2 separate regions of the Homo sapiens genome follow, and region 1 is linked to region 2. A link is an interaction called in ENCODE POLR2A ChIA-PET data of the cell type or tissue named here. Cell type or tissue: A673. All regions are shown on one strand.

What was found. ChIA-PET counts read pairs that join two places held together with the same protein. Peaks named below come from ENCODE experiments on the same cell type or tissue, not always from the same donor. Only the 100,000 strongest peaks of a DNase experiment are listed, where the experiment ranks them.
Region 1: POLR2A ChIA-PET joins it to region 2 with 6 read pairs; 14 of 35 experiments call an interaction of 5 or more read pairs at or near these places.

Annotation. Positions count from the first base shown.
Region 1 is chr12:95,170,322-95,175,321 of GRCh38, reverse strand. FGD6 (FYVE, RhoGEF and PH domain containing 6) reads left to right here. Exons shown (of 21, transcript NM_018351.4): 3 at 2,578-2,722. Among named protein-coding and RNA genes, the nearest start is that of FGD6, 45 kb to the left of the region's middle. In A673, no CTCF peak of the experiment used is centred here; no DNase peak of the experiment used is centred here.
Region 2 is chr12:95,222,549-95,227,548 of GRCh38, reverse strand. The region is part of intron 1 of VEZT (vezatin, adherens junctions transmembrane protein); the gene reads right to left. Among named protein-coding and RNA genes, the nearest start is that of VEZT, 7.2 kb to the right of the region's middle. In A673, no CTCF peak of the experiment used is centred here; no DNase peak of the experiment used is centred here; H3K27ac peaks cover 999 bases.

The DNA of each region.
Region 1 (5,000 bases), 52 kb after region 2:
GTCTCTTGTGTGTTGGGCTGTATGGTGAGGATTCAGCTGGAAAACACAATTTCAATTTCCTTGTCTTTGGAAATTTACATTTTAATGAGGGAAACAAGTCTACCACCAAGTGCAGTTTAGTGAGATAGTTAAAGGATTCAGAAGAGACACCAAAATCTCTCCTTGTTTCATGGCATTGTGTTTTGATTCATGTAGTTTTAATATTTAAAGCTTTTTTCTTGTTTTCAGATGTTCACTTTGTACTTTAATCCCTCTTGTATCCCTAATGGATGTGGCAACACCTAGTTACTATATTCTTAATAATAGCCTTCCAAATGATGTTTGACCAAGAAACACCTTTCACCCCTCTCTTCAGACAAAATAAACCTAATTTCTTTTTTTTTTTTTTTTTTTTGGAGATGGAGTCTCACTCTGTCGCCCAGGCTGGAGTGCAGTGGTGCAGCCTCGGCTCACTGCAAGCTCCGCCTCCCGGGTTCACGCCATTCTCTGCCTCAGCCTCCCGAGTAGCTGGGACTACAGGCGCCCTCCACCATGCCTGGCTAATATTTTGTATTTTTAGTAGAGACGGGGTTTCACCGTGTTAGCCAGGATGGTCTCGATCTCCTGACCTCGTGATCCACCCGCCTCAGCTTCCCAAAGTGCTGGGATTACAGGCGTGAGCCACCGCGCCTGGCCAAATAAACCTAATTTCTTCATAGGTGCCACAGCCCTATTACTAACTATCTGAATCTATTATACTTAGGAGTCTAAAACAGTACCCAGATGGGCTGGATCAAAAAGCCTTTTAGAGCAGAGCTTCTCACACATAGACTGGGATTTTGTTACAGCACGGATCCTGATTCGGTGGGTTGTGGGTGGCCTGAGCGTGTGTTTTCTGAGGAGCTTCCAGGTGATGCTGCTGCCGATTGGAAATTGAACATGTGTTGTGTTAACAGGGTTTTAGAAGATATAAAGAGATAAGGAATTACGATAAAAACAAGTGGTGGGGTACCTTTTCTTCTAGCTATATGGTTGGATCCTATAGTCTGTCCACCCTGTTAACTCTCATTTGCTCTCGCTAATCTCAGTCAACAATTAACTATCCGGCGGGGTTGGCTCTTATCCCTGCACCCAGAGACAGTGAATCCTGCCAGTGATCTAACCAGAAAGTTGCTATCCTCTATCCACCACTTACCCCCGGGGAGTGAGTCTCCTGCATGTCTTGGGGAGCTGTGATAAAGTATGCACCCACCTTACGAGGCTATGATATGACTCCCAGAGGCCCCAGCCATTGAGTAATGGAAAACCCCGTCTTTAGCAGTGAGAGGTGTTCCTTTTGGCACTGTGCCTCCAGCCAGCTGGTTTGTGTAACAGTTGGGCTCCAGGAATGGCTTCTGAGGCAAGTCTGTATCCTACCATGTGTAATCAGGAACTGGCAGAAAATTTATCTTTAGCTTTTAAGATTCCCATTAGAGATTCTCGTAACTTGTAACCTTGGCTGTTGAGTGACCTGCCTGTGACCTGCTGAAAGAGCCTGCCAGAGTGGAATGCAACTGTCTCCTTATTCTGCTTGAGTGTTTTTCCTGATGATTGTGGATCTTTTACTGACCCCACCTATACTCTTCTATTCTGCAGATATTCTTGTAGACTTACGACAGAAAAGCAGTTGCTACAGGCAATTGGCTCCTGAATCTTTCCAGCCAATGCTAGAAGGAATTATTTTCATCTCTTCTTAGGGAACTTTCCTATGGAATTCCCCCCACAGATTGGATTGCAACAGTGGCTTTTAGATTCATGAGATCTATATTAAAACAAACGGAGGAACCTTGATGATATCAGGCTGGCAAGGAGGAATTGGTAAATGGCCTGGCTCTGTGGTTTTCCAAGTTCAGCTTGTATCAGAATCACCTGGAAAGCATTAAACAAGCTTACTTATTATTTGCTAGGCCCTGTGCCCCAGGTAGTTGTAATTGCTGGGCAAATTGCTGGGCCCTGGGCCCCTCGTAGTTCTAATGCAGCAGGTCTTGAGCATAATCTGAGAATTTGTAACATTTCCTCTTCCTCCCCATGTCTTGTGAACAGAACAGTGATAACCATAGAGCAGGGTACATGTTCACAGTTGCACCTGCACTGTTGATTGTCGTCACCATTATTACCCCCGAGTCCTCATAGATTTGTTACTTGTTTTTTGTTGTTGTTTTAAACACCAAGGCCCAAGGAAACAGCAATTCTTCTGGTATACCTGGCAGCCTTTTATGGTAAACCAGCTCACTTTCTGTAAAGCTTCTTAGTTTATTCTAGGAGTAGAGACCTGATCTTCTTTGGGAGGGATATATAGAAGCATAGGATGGGAGCAGCTGGGAAACTTGCTTCCCACCCACCTTCTTAACATTAAAAATTCAAAAAATTAATTTGAGTTTTTGGCAGCTGAGACAGGGTGAAGGAAGGGAAAGTTGGCTGATCTGGGTCTTTTCATTCTTCCACATCCCTTAGATATATCTTGTTTGCATTATGAAGATAAGATGTTGATTTGGTTTTTGTTTTGCTAGCACTTCTTATTATTGAAGGTGACTAATACCTGCTTTCTGTTGAATGCAGTTCAGGAGCATCCCAGGAGGAACAGAATGATCTTGGTCTTGGTGACCTTCCCTCTGATGAGGAGGAAATCATCAACAGTTCTGATGAAGATGATGTCAGCTCTGAGTCAAGTAAAGGAGAGCCTGACCCACTGGAAGATAAACAGGTATACTTTGGTACTTAATTGCTTCTTGACCTCTCCCTATGCTTGGGAATGATATTTGTCTGCATAATAGGCACAGAAACCCTTGTGAGTTTTCTTAAAACTTATAAAACACTTTCAAAATTTAAATTTAATTCCTGCTATAATGTGGCACCTAAAATATTCTCATGTTACCAAGTATGTATCACTTAGAGATTACTTAGTGATTTTTGAGAAATTATTATTTTGAGACAGAGTCTTGCTCTGTTGCCCAGGCTGGAGTGCAATGGCGCCATCTCAGCTCACTGCAACCTTTACCTCCCGGGTTCAAGCCATCCTCCTGCCTCAGCATCCCAAGTGCCTGGCATTACAGACACCTGCCACCACGCCTGGCTAATTTTTGTGTTTTTAGTAGAGACGGGGTTTCACTATGTTGGCCAGGCTGGCCTCAAACTCCTGACCTCAAGTGATCCACCCGCCTCAGCCTCCCAAAGTGCTGGGATTACAGGCGTGAGCCATGGTGCCAGGCAAAGAAATTCTTTTTCCTAATGTCCAATGGCTTGCTTTTTGATAACAACCCCCCCCCCCTTAGAATTGTTCCCTGTACTGCTACCAATTTTTTGTAGATTTTTTTGAAATAAAGAAATTATATGCATTTTAGACTCAAATTATTTTGGGAAAGAATAAAGATGGCTGTTAATAGTACATCATCATTTGCTTTGAAATAATCCAGTGTGTGTATGAGTTTGGGGGGAGCACAGCATACATGAAGATTGTCTATGTGTTCAGAGTTGTTTAAGATGCATGAGGGCTGGGCACGGTGGTTCACACCTATAATCCCAGCACTTTGGGAGACCGAGGGGGGTGGATCATGAGGTCAGGAGATCAAGACCATCCTGGCTAATGCAGTGAAACCCCATCTCTACTAAAAATACAAAAAATTAGCCGACCATGGTGGTGGGCACCTGTAGTCCCAGCCACTCAGGAGGCTGAGGCGGGAGAATGGCGTGAACCCGGGAGGCGGAGCTTGCAGTGAGCCGAGATCACGCCACTGCACTCCAGCCTGGGTGACAGAGTGAGACTCCGTCTCAAAAAAGATGCATGATGCAGGGGTTCATTATAATGTCTCTCTAGTTTGGCATGAATATATTTATCTCTTTCATTTGAAACCACATTTTTTAAGAGACATTATTAAAGGGAAAAAGTTAGTACATCAACAATATCCCCAGGAATGTTACAGCAATATGGAATTTGAAAAGATCCACATAGCATAGCAAGCCATGGAGAAAATTCATGTGCCATAATTTCGCCTAATTCCTGTGCCATAATTTTATCAATCTATTGTTCTTCCTGTTTAATATTTTTGCCCTGTTTAAATTTATCTTCAGGCTTAAATGAATGGCCCACGTGCAGCAGTCTGAATTTAAGTCCCAGATCCACCAGCTATGATCTGGTCAACTTTGGGCCAATTATTTAACCTTTTGGGACTAAAGAGTACCATTTTATAGATAAAAAAAAGAATAGTACTCATAGAATTGTGAAGATTAAATAATCTGATACATGGAAAGCATTAGAATATTGATCGGCACATAATAGCTCAGTGATCATTTATTTATAACTAGCCAGACTTCATTTCTATGCTGTGAAGTATTAAATCATGGTGTTGGGAATAACCACTATAAATTACTTAGGCTAGTGAATTTGTAAAACCCCTAAGACAGATGAGTGACTCTCTTCTTAAAGACCCACAGCACTCAGCAATGTATAGATTTTACTTTGACTATCAAGTAATTCCTTTTGTGTCTTACTGGTGTCTGTCTTGCTTTAATTTGAAAGCTCGTTTTCCATGTTGCAGCTTCATGGACATAGATTCTACAAATGTTTATAGAATTTGCACTATGTTCCAGGTACCACTGGTATTTACTAGAGATAAGCAGTACTCAGGTTCTAAGCTTCTATGTAGCCAACGTTCTTTTCTTTTGAGAAGGAGTTTCGCTCTTGTTGCCCAGGCTGGAGTACAATGGCGCGATCTCGGCTCACTGCAACCTCTGCCTCCCGGGTTCAAGTGATCCTCCTGCCTCAGCCTCCTGAGGAGCTGGAATTACAGGCACCCATCACCATACCCAGCTAATTTTTGTATTTTTAGTAGAGACGGGGTTTCACTATGTTGGCCAGGCTGGTCTCGAACTCCTGACCTCAGGTAATCCACACACCTCGGGCCTCCCAAAGTGCTAACACTACAGGCATGAGCCACCCTGCCCGGCCTAGCCTATGTTCTAACAGGATAAGAGGAACCTACTGT
Region 2 (5,000 bases):
GCCAACATGGCGAAACCCCATCTCTACTAAAAATACAAAAATTAGCAGGGTGTGGTGGCATGCACCTGTAATCCCAGCTACTTGGGAGGCTGAGGCAGGAGAATCGCTTGAACCCGGGAGGTGGAGGTTGCAGTGACCCGAGATCACGCCATTGCACTCCAGCCTGGGCGACAAGAGCAAAACAAAATTCCATCTCAAAAAAAAAAAAAAAAAAGAAAAAATTAGTAGGGCATGATGGCACATGCCTGTAGTCCCAGCTACTTGGGAGGCTGAGATGAGATAATCACCTGAGCCTGGGAAGTGGAGGCTGCAGTGAACAGTGATTGTTCTATTGGAGGCCAGCCTGGTGACAGAGTGAGACCCTGTCTAAAAAACAGTTAAGAAAGCAACATCAGAACTTTAATACCTTTCTAAAGTAATTGGAGAATTCTTACTCTCAAAACACTGTAATTAATGATGACGATAACAGAGTAAAACAACAATCTTGGTATTTCATGCTTATTTTGTTAATATTCACATTAGACATAGTATCCATCATTTTCTAAACTTTGTTCTGTTGCTGTTTAGCCTGAGAGGTCCAAGACTGAGGTTATACTGTCCTTCTCAATTCAGCCTCTTAGAGTAGAATGATGGTAGAAGATTCTAATTAAAACAAATGATCTTATAGGAGGAGGAGTCAGGCTCCAATATAATGGAATTAACATTGAAAGTACATACGGAATCTAGCTCTGATAAAATGGGTAATCAGATTCTAGGGCAAGAAATGGGAATTGGGCCTGGGCACTTCACTCTTTCTTTCCTCCCTTAGTCCTTCTCTTATATTATCATCTTTCAGTGCACATCTAGTCCTCTCAGACTAAGAGGACTCAAAGTGATCACTGGAAGGAGAAATACAAATGACCCAAAATATAGTACAGTAAAATTTACAAATAATCCAAGAAACAGAAATTAAAACAAGATACCTCAAAGAGTTTGTTTTAAGGGAAGGGATGTTGTTGGAATATTATCCAAAACTCTGCATGATTTAAGTTTTTAACTTTCATGCAGCATGTAATTCTCTAGGTAAGTCTCAATACATGAATGACTCTGATTTCTATCTGAAGATCATTAAAATAACAGTATTACAACAAATATACCAAAAAAAAAAAAATCACAGTTAAATTTTCTTAGGGGAAGAGAGGTTCAGCCCTAAGATAGATATGGTAAATTGGCTTGGCTTGTTCAATCTCTATTCTATAATCCTTCTTCCAATGTATCTCTTGTGTTACAGAGGCAGGAAAGCTACATCTGAAATTTCCCAAATTATCTTGCAGCTAGGATTCTAGATATAAATCAGGGTTTCCCCAAGTAGGTGTATGGTGTAAGAGATTTGGAAGGTGGAAGAAGAGCAGAAGTCCACTTTTTGCTTCTTTGGCTTTTGTTTCAACTGTTCTTTTTTTTTTTTTTTTTTAAATAAAGGCAAAGTCTCAATCTGTCACCAAGGCAGAGTGCAGTGGCCTCATCAAAGCTCATCACAGCCTTGAACTCCTGGGTTTAAGCAATCCTCCTGCGTCAGCCTCCTGAGTAGCTAGGGCTAGAGATGCATGCCACCATGCCCAGCTAATTCTTTAAAATAATTTTTTGTAGAAACAAGGTCTCTCTATATTGCCCAAGCTGGTCTCAAACTGCTGGCCTCAAGTGATCCCCCCACTGCTGGCCTTGTTCTTTCATTTGTCTGTTCTCTCATTCCTTCTCTTCCCTCCATCCTTCTCTCTCTTTTTTTTTTTTTTTTTTTTTTTTTTTTTTTTGCTATGAAACAAAGCTGTGGAGGCAAAATGTTTCTATAGCAGTATTCCAATATGGATTCTCCAGCTTCTTGATAACACAGCTGCAGGTGTGGTAGAGACAGTGGAGAGACTCCAAGTTCCAATACCAAGGTATCACTTTGTTAGGTTATTGAGAGGCAGATGTGGTGATGGCTTTTGTTTTGTTTTGTTTTGTTTTGTTTTGTTTGAGACAGAGTCTTGCTCTATCGCCCACGCTGGAGTGCAGTGGCGCGATCTTGGCTCACTGCAAGCTCAGCCTCCTGGGTTTACGCCATTCTCCTGCCTCAGCCTCCCGAGTAGCTGGGACTACAGGCGCCCGCCACCAAGCCCGGCTAATTTCTTTTTGTATTTTTACTAGAGATGGGGTTTCACAGCATTAGCCAGGAAGGTCTCAATCTCCTGACCTGGTGATCCGCCCGCCTCGGACTCCCAAAGTGGTGATGGCTTCTAATTCCTGGATTGTAACTATGATCATGATCACGTGCTCTTGTCTTCATGAGCATATAGCAACTTTGATAGAGCTTGATCCTGTAGGCCTTCCGATGATAATCTAACCATTAATTCCCTATGTTAAATTCCTTTCTGCTTATGGCACATAGACAGGTTCCTGTTTACTGCATTAACAGGGGTCCTCAACCCCCAGGCCTGCACAGCACTGGTACCGGTCCATGGCCTGTTAGGAATACAGCCCGAGGCCAGCAGGATGGTGGGCCAGTGGGTGAGCAAGCGTTACTATCAGAGCTCCGCCTCCTGTCAGATCAGTGGCAGCATTAGATTCTCATAGGAGCAGGAACCCTATTGTGAAATGTGCATGTGAGAGATCTAGGTTGTGAGCTCCTTATGAGAATCTAACTAATGCCTGATGATCTCAGGTGGAACAGTTTCATCCTGAAACCATCCTCCATCTGGAAAAACTGTCTTCCACGAAACAAGTCCCTGGTGCCAAAAACCAGTCACTGTGCATTAGGATGTATGGGTGACACAGTACTTAGTATCTAGAAGTAGGGCTGACTCAGCAGAACCTGAAATATGTTCCACTGGCTGAGTAATCAAGTGGTAGATGGCAAGAAAACATGCCTTACAAGCTTTCAGCTCTTCAAAAGAAGGCCTTTCTCAGTCAGTGGCCTGAGATCTAAGTTGAATGAAAGTGGTAATAGGGGTAGAGGGGGTTACAGGTCTCATAGGTGGTAAAGCCCAAACACAGGAAATAAGATGGCTGCTCCTAGCCTTTCCCAAGAAGAATCCCGTGATAAGAGTTACAGGTTAGCTGGACATGGTGGCACCTGCCTGTAGTCCCAGCTACTTGAGAGGCTGAAGTGGTAGGATCACCTGAGCCAGGAGTTGGAGGCTGCAGTGAGTTATGATGGTTAACACTGCATTCCAGCCTAGGCAACAGTGCAAGACCCTGTCAAAAAAAAAAAAAAAGTTGTGGCTTTAGGTACAGGAATGCAATCACTAACAAATAGTAGCCGTAGAGGGAAAGAATTCAGACAAGAAACACCCAAACCTCTCTGGCGCTCTTTCCTCCATCCTCTGATCTGCAGGTCCTTCCCACTGGCCGAACCTAAATGGAACCCAGAGGACAAGGGAATGCAGTGATGCAGTCCATAATGATCAGGGTGGAATTATGGGTCTGAGGGACACAGGGAGAAAAATAATCACCAATGATAACATCAATCCCTCAACTATATACTTGGGTATTAAATAAGAAATAAAAATGGAACTTATACAACCATGAGACAAACTACATTTCAAAACTTTCGTGATACAACTGAAGCAATACTCAGGGAAATTTATAGCCTTACAAGTTATTTTGGGCATTTAGGTTTTTAACTCAAGAAGCTAAAAAAAACAGAACAAAAATAGCAAAATAAACACAAATAGATGAATGGAAATAGATAAAAGTAGAAATTTTAAAAAAATTTAAAACCACAAACAAATTCAATAGAACTGACCAAACAAAACCAACTAGTTTTTTGAAAAGTCTACCTGAGGCCAGGCACGGTGGCTCACATCTGTAATCCCAGCACTTTGGTAGGCCGAGGTGGGTGGATCACCCGAGGTCAGGAGTTCAAGACCAGCCTGGCCAACATGGTGAAACCCCATCTCTACTAGAAATACAAAAATTAGCTGGGCATGGTGATGGGTGCCTGTAATCCCAGCTACTCGGGAGGCTGAGGCAGGAGAATTGCTTGAACCCAGGAGGCAGAGGTTGCAGCAAGCCAAGATCCTGCCATTGCACTCCAGCCTGGGCGACAAGGCTAACAGAGTGGAACTCTGTCTCAAAAAAAAGAAAAGTCTATCTGGTAAGTTGAAACTCCAGCACATCTATGCAAAACAAAAAGAAAAACATAACAACAATCAGATCTAATTTGTGCTATAAATGAAACTAAAGAGACTACTAAGAATATATCAATAATTTTGAAAACCTAGATAAAAAGCAATTTGTTGGAAAAATTTAATAAAAGGTAACATTTACTGAGTGTTTACAATGTGTCAGGTACTCATCTAAGTAATTCACTTATATTAAATCATTTAGTACTCATAACTACCTTACGAGATAGTTACTGTTATTTTTATTTAATATGGAGAAAACTGAAGCTTAGACAAGTTAAGTAACCTGCTCAAAGTCACATTAACTAATATAACTAATAAATAGCTGACCTAGGATTTCTTAGGTTATCCAGCTCCAGAGCCCATATCTTTAACTATATTACACTGCCTTTCAGAATAAAAAAGTTATCAAAATAGAAAATTGTACCTGAGCAATAACCATAAAAGAAATTGAGCTGATAGACAACATTCAGTCTCTTTTCCCCAGGAAAGGCCAATTTAGCTATACTCTGAAGAAACAGATAATTCTCATTTTGTAAAATCAGTCCTAGAGCACAGAACGAGATGAGAAGTTGCTTGATTCATTTAGAAGGCAAGCAATAAATGTTCACGGATTGGAAGATTCAATATTGATTGTAAAGATGTTAAGTTTCCCCAGATTAATTTATAGCTTCAAAGCAATTTCAATCAAAGTCTCAGTAGGGTTTTTTTATTTTTATTTTTTATTTTTTTACAAAAACTGACAGGCTGATTCTAAAATTTATATGGAAATATAATGGGCCAAGAATAGCCAAAGGCAATCCTGAAGAAAAATACAGCTGAAGGGTCTTATGCTATCAGATATTAAAACCTATTTTTTAA